Linked DNA regions of Homo sapiens: regions 1 and 2 are each linked to region 3. Evidence: chromatin contacts called from ENCODE Hi-C or POLR2A ChIA-PET data. All regions are on one chromosome and are shown on one strand. Each heading gives the region's core, a stretch centred on a gene start or an enhancer-like site at or near the end of the contact. The rest is flanking DNA. Distances are from core to core; before and after follow the strand shown. Region 1 holds the start of STK11IP (serine/threonine kinase 11 interacting protein). Region 2 holds the start of DNAJB2 (DnaJ heat shock protein family (Hsp40) member B2). Region 3 holds the start of PNKD (PNKD metallo-beta-lactamase domain containing).

The links. Hi-C counts contacts between places; a loop is a spot of excess contacts on that map. ChIA-PET counts read pairs that join two places held with the same protein, here RNA polymerase II (POLR2A). Pooled maps may share reads with other maps.
Region 1: a map of B cell shows a loop between it and region 3 (16-fold over the local background). The contact joins the promoter of STK11IP here to the promoter of PNKD in region 3. A Hi-C loop is called at or near these places in 1 of 168 maps with a recorded cell type or tissue (B cell), 1 of 37 single-sample maps with no recorded cell type and 8 of 50 pooled maps.
Region 2: a pooled map shows a loop between it and region 3 (15-fold over the local background). The contact joins the promoter of DNAJB2 here to the promoter of PNKD in region 3. A Hi-C loop is called at or near these places in 1 of 168 maps with a recorded cell type or tissue (gastrocnemius medialis), 3 of 37 single-sample maps with no recorded cell type and 11 of 50 pooled maps. POLR2A ChIA-PET finds 5 or more read pairs at or near these places in 1 of 52 experiments (CD8-positive, alpha-beta memory T cell).

The regions. Positions count from the first base shown.
Region 1 is chr2:219,596,422-219,599,488 of GRCh38, reverse strand. It overlaps STK11IP (serine/threonine kinase 11 interacting protein), which reads right to left and starts at 1,632. Exons shown (of 25, transcript NM_052902.4): 1 at 1,566-1,632; 2 at 1,309-1,395. The coding sequence starts at 1,369. RefSeq lists enhancers at 1,191-1,250, 1,461-1,680.
Region 2 is chr2:219,277,547-219,280,615 of GRCh38, reverse strand. It overlaps DNAJB2 (DnaJ heat shock protein family (Hsp40) member B2), which reads right to left and starts at 1,250. Exons shown (of 9, transcript NM_006736.6): 1 at 1,098-1,250; 2 at 718-818; 3 at 1-38. The coding sequence starts at 782. RefSeq lists silencers at 926-1,405, 2,647-2,849 and an enhancer at 2,426-3,069.
Region 3 is chr2:218,269,140-218,271,877 of GRCh38, reverse strand. It overlaps PNKD (PNKD metallo-beta-lactamase domain containing), which reads right to left and starts at 1,359. Exons shown (of 10, transcript NM_015488.5): 1 at 1,276-1,359; 2 at 329-497. The coding sequence starts at 1,342. AAMP (angio associated migratory cell protein) reads left to right here and starts at 1,741. Exons shown (of 11, transcript NM_001087.5): 1 at 1,741-1,912; 2 at 2,344-2,496. The coding sequence starts at 1,792. RefSeq lists enhancers at 1,065-1,114, 1,145-1,524, 1,675-1,994, 2,563-2,738.

The DNA.
Region 1 (3,067 bases), core at 383-2,882, 1.3 Mb before region 3:
TCTTCCCACGTTCAAAGGGCCTCCTAGTTGTCTCCTCCCAGAGAAGGATATAAGACATTTGCAAAGTTATCAATACAAGCCAGGAAATGAAACTGCTACTGGCCAGGTGCTGTGGCTCACGACTTTAATCCTAGCACTTTGGGAGGCCAAGGCAGGTTAATCACTTGAGGTCAGGAGTTCAAGACCAACCTGGCCAACATGGTGAAACCCCGTCTCTACTAAAAATACAAAAATTAGCCGGTCATGGTGGTGCACACCTGTAGTCCCAGCTACTCAGGAGGCTGAGGCAGGAGAATCACTTCGTCCCAGGAGGTGGAGGTTGCAGTGAGCTGAGATTGCGCCACTGCACTCCAGCCTGGGTGACACAGCAAGACTCTGTCTCAAAAAAAAGAAAAGAAAGAAAAGAAAACTGCTATAAAGAGAGCTTCCACAGATATCGTCAATAGGAGCATGGAGTGATGGAGGACAGCTAACATTAACTGTAGTATGTACCAGATGACTTTGGTATCTCATTCAAACCTTCTCAGAATCTCTCAAAGAGAAGCACTATTAACCCCATCTTACAGATATGAAAATTGAGGTTCAAAAAAGTGAAAAATCTTGATGGAGATCATATAATTGGTAGGAAGTTACTTCTCCTATCTGATCTCAAAGCCAAGGCTTTTTCTACCACAACTAATGCCAACCAAGTATTCAACAACTACTGTGGCTCCATTATGCCCAGGCACAGTGCCAAGCATCAGGGAAATCATTACAATAACAATAGCTCCCAACTGTAAGCAGTTACTATACTTGCAGGCATTGTACTAAATACATGAATTAAAACGAATCCCCACAAATGTTAAGTACAATCACTATGCCAATCTGTGAGGAAAACTGAGCCTCAGGAAACAGTATGGCAAGTTTGAAAGAGGGTTGATATTCCAACCCAAGTGGGTCCGACTCCAAATCTCGTGCTTCTATCTACTGTATTTAGTACCTTGCTACACAATAATGATTATGACCGAGATCAGTCCCTGGTCCTGAGGGGCTTTTAGTCAGGTAATGATCACTTCCTTCTGACAGTGTCAGAGAAGGCACGGAGGGAGGGATACCGCCCTTTGGCCTCAAAGGACGGCTAGAGTTTAGGCTATCACAGGCAAAGGACACTGTAAGGGCGAACAAACCTGGGAAAAGTAAAGAAATTGAACTCTGACACCTGGTGACCCTACCAGTCGTAACTCCATGACTCTCAGGGCGTGTCTCCAGAAAGCACCACCCCCACCTCGTCCGAGGTCCGAGGCCCAGCCCAACCGGAAGTCCACTCACCGGACTCCCGCAGCAACCCCGCGAGCTTCCACAACAGGGAGTCCCTCTGAGCGGTCGTCATGGCCACGGGACGCTGGGGGGCGGAGCCTGGGGGGGGAAAGAGGAAGCGGAAGAGCCTCAGGTGGGCGGTAGTGCCAAAAGCCCAGGGCGTCCGCGCAAACCGAGGCGTCATGCGGAGAAAAAGGCGAGAAAGAAAAGAGAGGAAGAGCATCCTCCTGGCCGCCCTTTCGAGGAACATAAGTCCTGGTCAGACATACCGAACCTCCCCGTCTGGTCCTCCTACCAGCTCAGCTGCCCGGCGCCTATCAATGATGGAAAGGAAGTCCCGCCCCGGAAGAAAATCGAGCCAAGGGACGACCGGAAAACATGTCTCTGCCGCCGGAAACCGCGCCGTAGATCATGCAAACGAATCGAAAAGGGGCGGTGCGGGGGCTGTCTCCTGACCGCGGTGGTGGCTGCAGTGGTTCCCTGGGCTTCCTGGCCCGGAGCTGGGCACCCATTATTCCCCCGCCCTGCGCAGCCTGGGGCTCCCGCTTGGCTTTCGGCGAGCCTACCGCGCCGGTGAGGAAACCCTGACTCGTTTGCAAACTGGGCGGGGAAGCAAAGTTTAGAGAAATGGAGCTTTGTTAGATAAAAATTTTTTCAACGCAAACAGTCATTTTCCAGTGAAAGGAGAGCGTATCCGCCGTAGGATGGACTTAGATCGTGTAAAAGCTGAGGCCACCGAGGATATAACCTCCGGGGTCCTTTGCCTCCTTTTCCTTAGACTCCCTCCAAACTCGTGTATCTTTCCTTCAGCAGTACTGGGCTCCACGCGAACCTAGTCCTTTGTCTTTACCCTATTACCTTTCATAACATCCTAGTTGAAAAGTAGTTATTCAACCGCGTTTGAAAATGAGAACAGGTTCACAGAGGCTAGGTTACTTGCGAAGGTCGTTCAATTAGTAACCAGTAGCGCCAGGACTGCCAGTTTCTTGCTTCCGAATTCTCATGGTAGCTTTCACCAGGCTCCCCGTCAAATGCTAACGTCAACTACTGAACTAGATTAGCAAAAAGGTCTTTTAACAGAATTCCTGGTTTTCAGAGAGAGTTTCTTTCATGAAGCGCCCCATTTCTACAGAGGAAAATCAAAATGAATCCTAAGCCAGTTGAAAGGAGGGATAGGATCATAGTCATCTTTATCCCAAGTTGCCAGATTTGAAAGATTTTATTTTCTCAAGACAAAATATTTGAAATGGCAAATATTTCAAATATTTTGAATATTTGAACCACACAATTTCGCATTCATGGCATACTACTTGTGCTCTGAGCTGAAAGCCTTTTAGGTTAAATAAAGTAAGTGGAGATACATCCGAAGCAGCAGTGTTGAGCTCAGAAAAACAATACCCCAAAATACGGCGCTTTGGTATGCTGACTATTTTGAACTAAAAGAGACTGGAAGGCCTCAGGCACAGTCTCTCCGACCTTTTCCTGCCCTCCTGTCTCCCAGCCTTCTTTCTTCCCCAAGGCAAGCCATAGAAACCAGAATTCCTCTTCCCCAAGATGAGTCACAGAAACTAGAAGCCCTCTCCCCCAAAGCCAGCCATAAAACCTAAACTTCCCCCCACCTTTCTATGTAAGAGCTGGCCGTGGCCTGGCGCGGTGGCTCACGCCTGTAATCCCAGCACTTTGGGAGGCCGAGGCCAGCAGATCACCAGAGGTCGGGAGTTCGAGACCAGCCCAACCAACATGGAGAAACCCTGTGTCTTCTAAAAATACA
Region 2 (3,069 bases), core at 1-2,500, 1.0 Mb before region 3:
TTTTGTCTGGGTGCCACTGGAGAGCCTTGCGCCGATACCTGCAGAAAGTGGGTGCAGAGGAGAGAGTCGGGGGACAAATGCAGGCACTTCCCACCCAGGAACCGAACGACCTGTTTTCCCATTAGCCTATCACTGTCCTTTCACCCCCGGGTCCCAGTCCACCCCAGCTGCTAGGGCTGCCGCTGCTGTGATATTTTCATCAAGTTCCACCCTCTCTCCTCCGCCACCAGTGCTGGGACCACATGTACAAGCGGATACAATGCCAGGGTCCCTAGCCCCTCCCTAGGGCTCACTGGACTGGGGCTGCAAAGGTTGGGGCACATGTGGCCTCGAAGAGTACAGGGACACCGGCCCCTCCTCCTCATAGAGCCTCTTTGCACTGCATCTTTGCACTGCAGCCTGAGAATGCCCAAATCTAGGGGGAAGGGGGAGGGGAGGGGAAAGGAGGAGGAGGAGGAGGAGGAGGGGAAGATCAACTGGAGAACAACCCATAACACAGTGCAGCTCCCAGAGGAACTAACTACTTCACTCTCTGGACGTTCTCCTTGTACTCTACCAGGGGTCTCTTTCCTCCCTGCAGGTGTCACTCGGAAGAAGCACCCCAGTGCTTTCTAACGACCTGGTTCCCTCAGACACCTACAGGTGTCACTCTGAAGTGCCCCATGGTGGTGGCGGGTGGAGGGTGAGAGGTCTTCTGTTGCATACGGAGGCACTTACGCCTTCTTGATGTCATCAGCGGACGCACTTCGCGGCACGTCTAGGATCTCGTAGTAGGATGCCATGGCAACTGGTCAGTCGTCAGGCGGGCCTCCTTGGGGCTGCAGAAGAGAAGGAGTCAGGCGGAAAGAACCAAGAGCCCCACCCTGTGGCTGCAGCAGTCCCCCTCCCCGGGTGGCGGAAGGCGCTCCCAGTTGGAAGCGGAGCACACCGGGCTCTGCTTGCGGCCGGTGACTAGGCTCCCTCCGGCAGCCTTATCTGCCCCCGCAGGCCGGGGCCAAGAGCTATCTCGACGCCCAGGCCCAGGAGCCCTATCGGGGCCCCCCAACTCCAGCAGTCCGATCCAGGGCCCCCAGCCTGACCCGGGCCCCCGGCCGCACCTCCTCCGCCAGGAGTCCCGGCCTCCTGCGGCGCCCCGCCCCTGCCCCCCGCCGGGAACCGTCTGGCACCCGCAGCCCGGCTCGCGGCTGCTGCGTAGGACGCGCCCGGCCCAGCTGTGCGCGCAGGCATGCGTCAGCGGTGCGGAAACTACTAGAGACGGGGAGAAGGCCGGCTCCGCCTGTCCCCTGGGGGGGTGGGGGCCTGCAGGGGCTGCCGGGAGAAGAGGGCGGAGCCGGCTATTTTGGGCACACACCAGGACGACGTCAGCCCCAGCTGGGACCTGGGAGACTGCGGCCCCGCCTCCATCCAAGCGAGAAGCGCTCGCACGGAGGCTGGGGCAGCCCACAAACAAGCCGCTCGGCCCCCAGGTTCCTCTGTCACTTTCTTATAAACATGAGCGATGATCCATGCTTACTCACCCACCTCGAGGACTCAGACTCTTCCCTCCCTCCCCCCACCACGGTTCTAACTCCTCCCCCTTCTTCAGCTCCCAGCTCCAGCCCCAGGTCCCCCAGCAGGCTGCCCTGGCTTTCCTGAGTAGGTCAGAACTGCCTTTTACAGCATCTCGTGGCATTTCCTTCATCAGGCTTGTTAGAGCCACAAATTAGCATTTATTGGTTTGATTATTTTTTATTACCATTCACCTCCCCCACTAGAATGTCGATTTCACAGGACAGGAATTGTGTGTTTTTTCTCACTGGTCTATTAGAGCAGTCGTAGGGGTTCAAAACTACCCGTGGGATGAATAAATAATGAACACCTGCAAACCTCTTGTTGACAGTTTTGACACATTTGGGGGAGGTGAGGTAAAGGGGGCCGTACAACGGAATTCCCCAGGTTCAAGTCTTCCCAAACTGATCCTGAGTAGGCCTATTCCACTTCAAAATGCTCCCTGGGTTCAGGCCTCATTGGAGAGTTAGGAAACCTTCCAGAACTGGCTCCTGCTTGATCCCATCCAGGCCAATCCAAAGGCGTTAGCTGAGCATTTTTCTGCATTCAAGATGCTGCCAGGCCGTATAAAGAAGAATGTGGCCCAAGCCCTGCCTTTGCAGAGCTTGAACTTGATAAGATACCAGCCCATCAGTGTAGCCCGCTGGGAAACCCGAGGCTTTGGAAACAGAGTACAACCTGGCATTACTGTGAGACTTGGGAAAATCTCTGAGCACTCTTTTTTTCTCACTAAATATAGGTAGTGCCTAGGGTTGTTTGAAAGTCAAATGAGACATGGTACGAATTAGGTGTTACTGCGGTCCTGCTGGCATCGTGATTGGCTCAAGCAATAATGGTTATGTGAGTCCAGAAAAGTGCTTTAGGCTGGGGGACCCAGGAATACTTCGCCAACGAGAAGGGTTTGAGGCGGACGTGAGAGAAGAAGGTGGTGTGAGTGTCCTGGTTTCCTGGCTGCCCACCATCAGAACCTCCTGCCTACATTTGGGGAATTCCCATCGCAAGGGCCCTAATGGAAAGCAGGCCACCATTTGCCACAAAGCCCCAATGCTTGCTCTCCCTGACTCGGCTCTGGGGTTGCAGGCAGAAGACATGAGCTCCGCCAATCGGATGCTCCAACTGGGACTTTGAATCTGGAGCAAGTCACGGAATAGCAAGGCTGGTTTAGGAATTCATTTCTGCGGCGGCGGTGGAGGCGATGGGGCCAACAGCGGCCTCTAGTGTCTGGAGGAGGAAGTGTCAGCGCTACTGCCGCAGGTGAGGGACGAGAGTAGGAGGATCACTGCGGAGGGTGGAGGGGACAGGAGTCTCCTACACAGGCTGTCCTGTGCCCAACCTTGACTGTGGTACTGGCTGCCCAGCTTCCCTAGGTGCCTGTCTGATTGCTGACCCTTGTTTGCTGGCCCTTGCATTGATTCTGTGTGCTATCCGATATCTCTATAATTGTTGGGGGCAGGGGACTTGAAACAATTTGCCAGTTAGCTTCTGCTGTTTATAAGAGTCCTGACTGACACAAAGACTAAG
Region 3 (2,738 bases), core at 110-2,609:
ACAACTAGTACAAGCTCACATGATCTCAACGAACTACTTACTTAAACTTGGGTCTCACTCCAAGCTCCCAAAAGGGAGGATGAGGCCAGGGACCCAAGTCTGAATCAGATCAACTCAGCTTACTCCACAGTAAACCCACTGTCTTCTCAATTCCACATACTTTCCCACCTCCACTGCCCCACCCCTCTGAGATTCCAATCGAACCCAACAATTCTGTTCCCACAACTTTGGATTCAGCTCGCCACCTGAAACTTGGAGAAGTTTCTAAGTCCTGCCCTCCCCTACAAGCCACGCCCCGTTGGTGGGCAAAGGGGTGGTTAAAACTCACCAGGCCAGTCCCACAGCTTTCATGGGGTTCTTGCCCCTCTTTCTGGGAATGTATTCCAGCTCCGGGGATAGGGGTTCAGGTTCCTCCTTGCCCTCTGGGGAGCTGTGGCTTTGCAGGGCCCGGGTCCTGTTATGAGAAGCCTTGTTAGCTGTGGCTCCTGCGAGAATCCCTGTGGATGGAGGTAAGGAAGGTCAGTAAGAAGAGATGAGAAGAAAGCAAGCGGGGAGGTGGGGGGCAGTAAGGGCTTGGGAGGAGCGGCTGAGATCTGGGGAAGGGGAGTGACTGCAGTCTGAAGTAAGAAGTGCCAAGGAGAATCCAAAGGGAAATGGGAAAATCGCCACCGAGGTGGCACCTTTGGAAGCCACTTCCACGTCACTGCGGGCTCATCACCCTGGTGCCAGGACGAAAAGCTTCGCTGTTCTTCCTCAGACGACAGCATGGGAAGGACTGCAGTGGGACTCACATAAGACGTATGAAGGAAATCCGGGAAAAGGTTTTGAAACTGCAAATGTTAGCACTGGAAGGGACCTTAAAGATAGTCTACTCCATCCCTTGCACTGTACGGAAGAGGAAACTGAAGCCCTGAGAGAAAAACTGCTTTGCCCAAGGTCAAACTGCTAATTATCCGGGGCTGGAACTCAAACCTCCAGAAGCCCGGGGCTCTTTCCTCTGCACTGCGGTGAGTGTGAAACACCTGGAGCGCGGGAGTCCAACAGGCTTCCTAGGAGCTCCCTCTTGCAGCAAGACCCCGGAGGTGTCGAGCAACCCGAAGGCGGGGGGATGCACTGGGTGACCTCTAAAGAGCATCTCTGCACCCCCAGACTCTAAGATCTTGCAGAAAAGTGTGGGGAGGAACCAAGAGCCCTGACCTCCTGCTATCGTCGGGCTGGACGTGAAAGAAAAGGGATCTTCTGCAGTCCTGCCCTCCCCGGGGTCCCTCTCCTTACCCCGGAGGACGCGGGCATTTCTCGCCCCCCGGCCCTTCAGCGCCGTAGCAGCTACCACCGCCGCCATGTTCAGATCCCACCCCCGCTTCACCGCGCTCCCCGCCGGGAATTGTAGTTTGCGTAAGGGGCCTCCCCCGCTCCTTCCGTCCTGCCTACAGACCAGAAACTACATCTCCCAGAAGCCCGCAGAGCGGACCCAGGAGAACTACTCTTCCCAGGAGACCCCGGAGGCGCGCGCGCTCGCTTGTTTCCCTCCAGTTGGGGGCGGAGTCAGGTGGGGCGGAGTTTGGGTTCTCTCCGCCACGCCCCGGCCCCATCTTCCAATGCCGCTCTGTGATTGGTGAGGCGGCCAGCCAACCTTCGTAGCTATTGGCCGAACGGCCGTCGCTCTTCCTGCTGGGGAGTCGCCTACGCCTACTTCCTGCCGGGAGGAGGGGCTCGAGTTCCGCGTCGTCGCGCAGAGCTGACTCTGGGAGGCGTTTGGGCCCAGAGAAGTGGATCCGCCGCTTGCGCCGCATGGAGTCCGAATCGGAAAGCGGGGCTGCTGCTGACACCCCCCCACTGGAGACCCTAAGCTTCCATGGTGATGAAGAGATTATCGAGGTGGTAGAACTTGATCCCGGTCCGCCGGACCCAGGTGAGAACTGCCGCTCCTCAGGCCATGGGACAGGAGACGCTCACCCCTGGCCTCTGACTCCTGCTTTTCCCCGCTCCCCTCCACACCCGACTGGTCATTCCTACCGATATCCCTCTTCCCCTCCTCCCCCACTCCCACCCTCACACTTAGTTCTCAGGCCTGGCTGGGGTGGGGGTTCCCTGACGCCTCCTCTGGCCCTTCCCCTCACACACCCCCTTCCCATCATCCCCTTGGCCCTCCCTTACCGCACGGTCTCTGGCCAGCCGTGGCCTCCCGTCCTGTGTCCCGCGCGCCCCCGCGGACCCCGGTGTGTCTGACTCCACCTTCCCTTCTCGCCACATGACCCGCCCCAGCCTCAGGCCTCCTCATGCTTCTCTCCGTACCTCTTACCGCCTCCCGAGCCCCATCTTCTAACCCTCTCCCCAAAGCAGATGACCTGGCCCAGGAGATGGAAGATGTGGACTTTGAGGAAGAAGAGGAGGAAGAGGGCAACGAAGAGGGCTGGGTTCTAGAACCCCAGGAAGGGGTGGTCGGCAGCATGGAGGGCCCCGACGATAGCGAGGTCACCTTTGCATTGCACTCAGGTAGGTCTTTGAGGCGATCCACCTCAAATCAGTTTAGGTGGGCGTGTAAGCATTAAACATCAGCCATGGACAGAACGTTATGGGGGACACAGAGATGGGCAAGATGCTGGCCTTGCGCTGGAGGAGCCCACAGGTGGGAAAGTGTGGCAGAATGGATGATTGCTTGGCTTCTGGCATCAGTCGAGACACCCTCTACTTTGCCAGTTAACCTTGATTAACCTCTTAGTTTTCTTTTAAAAAGT